2 separate regions of the Homo sapiens genome follow, and region 1 is linked to region 2. Evidence: chromatin loops called from intact Hi-C (ENCODE). Cell type or tissue: OCI-LY7. All regions are shown on one strand. Links, peaks and the distances in the headings refer to the core of each region. The heading gives the core; the rest is flanking DNA.

Region 1 (2,906 bases), core at 291-2,790, 390 kb before region 2:
AGAGCCAGCGAGAGAGCGCGTTGCGCCTATCACTGAGGCAGGAGCGGTGAGGTGGAGTCACCTGCTGTGCCTCACCCAAGCGCTAATGTCTTAAAGAAATATAAAGAATCCCCTTCTTTCGTGAGCTCCTTCACCGCCCTCGCCCCCGTTGGTGATGGAGTGCACGCATCAGATTTTCATCAAAGTTCTATTAAGTGAAACATAGGTTGCAGGGCACCCTTTGATTGAAACAGTTTAAATTTTAATTGTGTTTTTAATTTGACATATAGTTGCAGAAAGGAATGACACTGCGTCGCCAAGGGGCGGTCGATTTTCTTAATTTCTCCCAGAGGAATTGATGAGTCTATCAGGCCACTAGATTGGAAACCCATTAAAGCTCTCTGGTTAGGCTGTTAATTGGAACTTGATGGATGTGGGGGGGTGGGGAGGGGGGTGGAGAGTGTCGGGACTCGGCTATGCTGATCCAATCTTCATGACTTTCTGTTTTCCAATAAATTACACAATTCATTTTCCAGCAGCAGATTACATAAATTGTACACCTCTGGGGCTCTCTTTTTCAAATAGGGAGCCCTTTTCCCCAAAAGCCTATTGTGAGATGTCATTTGCACCAAAGAACGAACAGCAGAGGCCCTTGAACGAAAATCGAAACATAATCAACGTTTATACTTAGAAAATTTATTGAGATCATTTTCTCTGGTATTTCCTTATTTTAAAGTTTGGACGCGCCATATATCATAATCCACTCGCGTGGGGGCGGGGGGGCAGACTGTGTTTAATATTTATCGAAGCTTGATTCCAAGATCAAACTTGTTTATGACTTCATCTGTCATTTCGGAGGGAGCCTTCTTCTATTACCCGGCTCAGCCAGCCTATTTCCCAACTGCCGCAGAGCAGAGAGGATCAATTTTTATTAGGATCCTCGGCAAGTTTGCTCTGGGCCGCTTTAATATTGAGCAGTGGCATAATCTCGGGACCTAAACTTTAAGCGTTCTTTCAGGCTCAGAAAGTTTATCATTCCTTGGAACCTGGTTATGCCTAATTCCTAGGAGAGGGAGACAGGGGGTCGATCCCAAAGATGCAGAGGGGCCATCCTCCAAGGTGTGGGTATTAAACTGAGTAGGATTGGGCGGAGCTATCCCAAGGCTAGGGAGGTGGGCGGGGTGTGGGATAGTACTGAGTTGAAGGATTGCCACTCGTTAGGGGAGAGACATGAGGTGTCTGTGGGTGGTGGTTCCAGGAACTGAGTGTTCCTGGGAGTGAGTTTTGTAGCTACACTGGGCCCAGGAGAGGGCGTCTGGGCCTCCGTGCTCCCGGTGAAGATCCCCATATGCTAGAAAGGGGCGGCAAGGAAGGTTGTTTCTTGTCCCTCCCGTCCTTGCGGTGTGACGGCTATAGGTGCTGGAGGGGCGGGAGGTCCCTCGGGCTATCAATCGAGGGGAGCTCAGGGGAACTGCAGTCAGTCAGGCTGCAGAGCTGGGTCTCCACCACAGCCTTCCTTGCCCCAGCCCCGTGCCCACCACCATCTCTTCCCTGGTAAAGTGCACGCACTAGTAGGAGCTCAGTGAACGTTTGCTGAATGAATGTGTGAGTGTGCGCAGGCGTTTATGCAAGTGCCTTCATGCGAATTAATGCGTCCTTTGCCGGGTGTGGCAGCAGAGGAAGTGCCTCGGTGAAGATCAGACCCTCGAAGCGATTAGAGGGACGGGACAGAGGAAATACAAGGCAAGATGGATCTTTTTGACTTCCCAAACTATCCCTAGGGGAAGGAGAGATAGGGACGCAAGGCTTCATAACTTCCTTGTTTAGAGTCCGCAAGCCAGGCTTCTTGCAAGGGTCGACTCCCCAGTCTCTCACTGTTTCAGGGCCTGGGAGTTGCTTTTCCGAGGCCCACTTCGAGGTCCCCTGATCTGACAGAGATCACTCCTTGGGCTCTTGCCCCACCCATATACCCGCCCCCGCCATCCCGAGTCAGCAGGATCCTCACAGTCTTCCCCGCAGCCATCCTCCAAGCTCAATGCCTGTGTCTGCTCCTCTCTCCCTCCTCCCAAATGTGATGTATTGGCAGTGGAACAACCTTGAGCACGAGTCTTGCTTTGTCTGCCTGGGCTAGTCTCTTGTTTTCTTGAGCCTCAGTTTCCCGGCCTGTACATTGAGTGAATAGATCTGTGTCACTTGTTTGCCATCAGGATTAAAGCGAAGAATGCTGGGGAGCTTCCAGCATGTTCCCCGCACGACATATTTACAGTTCAGGAAGGTTCGACCAACTTTCCCTGCCTGCCCCCAGCTTTCTTCCCCAGCGGGGTGGCTGGCACTGCTCCCCGAGTTAGCTGGCCAGTTCCCCTCGGGGCTGCCTTGACCCTGGCTCCGGAGGCAGCGCCTAGCTCAGGATGTCTGCGAGAAGCGGATGGTTAGTGAGAATCCGACGATTCTTTCGCTGAACCTCCCGCGTACCCCCCAACAGCGCGGGAGCACGCGGGACCCGCTGCGACGTGGCCCAGGAGCCTGCGCCGCCGCGGCGCAGAGGAGAACGCACAAATTGTATTTCAGCGCCAGGTCCTTCCGGGTTAATGAGCTGACACCATGATTAAAGCTGACCATTTGTAATGTGTCTCGACCCTGCCGCTGAGCCCTGAAGAGGTTAATGCGGTGACGGAGGCCGGCACCTGCCCCTCGCTGGCCTCCCGGGCCGCTGCGCGCACCCCCTGGCCCCCGCCCCCTCGCCTGCCCCTGCCCCGGCTGCGCGGCCGACTCCTAATCAATTAGCCCATTAACGAGCCCCTCGAGGAGTTAAGTAGGGAAGAGTTCTGCCACGGGCAGGGCCGCAGTCGGTAACTCACCGCGGCTAATGATATTATAAGCGCTTTACTTAATAACCCGGGCGCGGTGCAGGCGAGGAAGGAACTGCA
Region 2 (2,906 bases), core at 235-2,734:
TGTAATCCCAAATATTCAGGAGGCTAGGGCAGGAGAATTCCTTGAACCTGGGAGGTGGAGGTTGAAGTGAGCTGAGATTGCGCCACTGCACTCCAGCCTGGGCAACAGTGCAAGACTCCGTCTCAATAAAAAAAGAAAAAAAATGAGAAGCCATTTCAGGATTTTAAGCCAGATAATGATATATTAGATTTCAATTTCCAAAAAATTACCCTGATTATAGTGGACTCCAGACTAGAGGGAGGCTGGAGGGGGCAGGCCACGTGGAGACTCTAGCAGTGTCCTGATGAACAGAGATGGCAGCCTGGAGTCAGGTGAGGGTGGGCCAGGTCGAGTGAAAATGACATGCTGGGGAGAGATTTAGGAGGAGGGGTAGACAAGGCTTGATGAGGGATCAGTGGAGGGGTCAAAGGACAGAGGCCTATCGAGGATAATTCAGACCTTTCTTATCTTGGGGCTCAATGAGTGGTTGTCCAGTCAGTGAGACATGGAAGATGACCAGGTCAGAAGGGGAGACCTTGGGTCCTGCTTTGGAGATGTTGAATGTGAGGCTGGCTTTGAGAGATCCAGGGAATTGTGGATATGTGGCCTGCAACATGGAGCCTGGAGAAGTGTGCTTGAGAATCCCCCTCTTAAGAGGTGCTCCTTGGGCCCTCAGTGCTCCTTAAGCCCTCAGATGCATGAGGTTGCCTAGAAGTATATGACACAGAAAGAGGTAAGGATGGAGGAGAGGAAGGCCTGAAGGACCCTGACACTTAGGAGAGGACAGGCTTGCAAAGGAATAGAGCAGGAGAGACCAGAGGTGATACTGAAGGAGTATTGTGCCCTGGAGGGCAGAGCAAGGGTGATTGAAGGAGGATGTGATCGGCCGAGGAAAAATGATGAATGAAGAATGCCCTTTGGATCGAGTGACTGGAAGGCCAATGGAGACTCAGCGAGAATTGTTTCAGATGACAAAGCCTGAGGCTCTGAGAAAAAAGACGATTCAAGCCATATGCTAAGAAAGGGCTGACCAAGACTGACACCTGGGTTTCCTTCAATCTTTCTAACAACCTTCAGGCAAGAATTTTGGTAGGAATCATGGTCTATGGAGCTGCAGGGTTGGTTTTATCTCTTCCGCAAAAATGCAGTCAGTCGTTTCCCGGTATTGGTTCCAGGATCCCCCAATATCAAAATCCACAGATGCTCAATGTCCTTATAGAAATCAGTGTAGTATTTGCATAGAACCTACACTCTTCCTCCCGTAGACTTTAAATCATCTCTAGATTACTTGTAATACCTAATACACTAAGAATGCTATATAAATAGTTGCTATTCTGTATTGTTTAGGGAATAATGAAAAGAAATGTCTAAAATGTGGGGCAGGAGGTCAGCAAGAAAGCTTCCTTCCTGTGCCAGCTTGAGGAGTCCTTGGGAAGCCACCAGCACTGTTGATAATGAGGACACTTAGATGCCAAGTGGCCTCTCGGGTCTGTCTTCTGCTAATAAGACTAAAGAGGGGAAGTGTAAAGAATTTGCACCCCAATCCTCTGGTGGGCTGGGGCAGGATGCAGCCACACTCTTCTTATTTCTATTTTGTATTTTTGTTTGAAGAAGTCATCTCCCAGATGAAAAGTCAGTTTGAAGGCACACTGGGGGTTTGTGGCATGAGTTTGTCAACTGCTGGAGTAAAGAGCTCTGATAGATGGATAAACAGCCTTCTGGTTTTTTGAAAGCTGTTTTCAGTTCCCTTCCAGGATCTGCGCTTGGGAAGAAATAAGCCACCCCTCAGAACCTCAGAAGATTTACTTCAACATCTGTAGAAGTATTTTAATTTCTTCCTTGAGTAGGTTTGGCTTGGCCAACTGAAACTGTGGTTAAACTATTTTTAATCATGTTAATAAGAAAATTGTCCTGCCCAGAACAGGAAAGCGTTGTCTGTTTTTATTGTGCTGCATAAAAATAACTGTCTCCAGCCTTCTTGTTATGTAGTGGGCGATGACATACATTATTTTACTTAGTCCTCCTCCGAGGAACTCAGTAGGCGGATGATCTTAGTTCATTGGGGCTGCTTTAGCAAAAGACCACAACCTGGCTGGCTTATAAACAGCAGACATTTATTTTTCACAGTTCTGGAGGCTGGAAGGTCCAAGATCAAGGTACCAGCAGATTCAAAGTCTAGTGAGGGCTCTCTTCCTGGTTCATAGATGACCCCTTCTCAAAGCTCTCTGGGGCTTCTTTTATTGTGGCATTAATTCCATTCATGAGGGCCCTGTCCCCAGGATCTAGGCACCTACCACAGGCCCCATCTCCTAACACCATCACACTGGGGATTAGGTGTCAACTTATGATTTTGCAGGGGGCACAAATAATCAGGCCACAGTACAGATAGAATTGTCTATTTTGCCCCTGAAGATACTTTAGCTCTGAGAAATGAATAAGGTGACTGGTTTCACTGGGAGGTGGGAGGAGTGCTGGGAGTGAGGGGAGGAAATACAAACACGATGGAATGTACTACCACCCCTAGGAGAACTCACCGTTGAATGTAGGGATTCTTGACTAGCAAGGCCCTTGGAGATCAGCTGGAGCAATCTGCTCATTTTATAGCTAGGAAAGGAGGCCCAGCAGGAGGGGACGGTGTGCCCAAGGCTGAGAGTGTGGTGAGTGCTGGGTTCCTCCCAATACCCATTTCCACCAGGCAAAATGTCCCAGCATCCCTTGCAGATGTGGCCATGCAACTAATTCTGGCCAGTAAGACATAGATCTCCAGGAATTCTGAAAAAGAGAGGAGTTATGCCCCATTTGCTTTCTAATGACCCCACCACCACCGCCCCATCCTGCTGCCTGAAGTGTGAAGCTTCAGCAACATCTTAGCCCAGAGGGACTGGGCAGCCCCTGGGAATGGAGGAGAGGAGAACTGGAAGGAGCCT

What was found. A loop is a pair of places that touch in the nucleus more often than their neighbours do. Peaks named below come from ENCODE experiments on the same cell type or tissue, not always from the same donor. Only the 100,000 strongest peaks of a DNase experiment are listed, where the experiment ranks them.
Region 1: it touches region 2 in a loop (3-fold over the local background); 1 of 110 quality-filtered maps calls a loop at or near these places.

Annotation. Positions count from the first base shown.
Region 1 is chr10:123,143,754-123,146,659 of GRCh38, forward strand. No RefSeq gene overlaps it. Among named protein-coding and RNA genes, the nearest start is that of HMX2, 2.9 kb to the right of the region's middle. In OCI-LY7, for the core only: a CTCF peak has its summit at 1,298 (motif pointing right); no DNase peak of the experiment used is centred there.
Region 2 is chr10:123,535,878-123,538,783 of GRCh38, forward strand. The region is part of intron 9 of LINC02641 (long intergenic non-protein coding RNA 2641); the gene reads left to right. Among named protein-coding and RNA genes, the nearest start is that of GPR26, 130 kb to the right of the region's middle. RefSeq lists an enhancer at 2,870-2,906. In OCI-LY7, for the core only: no CTCF peak of the experiment used is centred there; a DNase peak (open chromatin) is centred at 1,794; H3K4me3 peaks cover 1,222 bases; H3K27ac peaks cover 1,864 bases.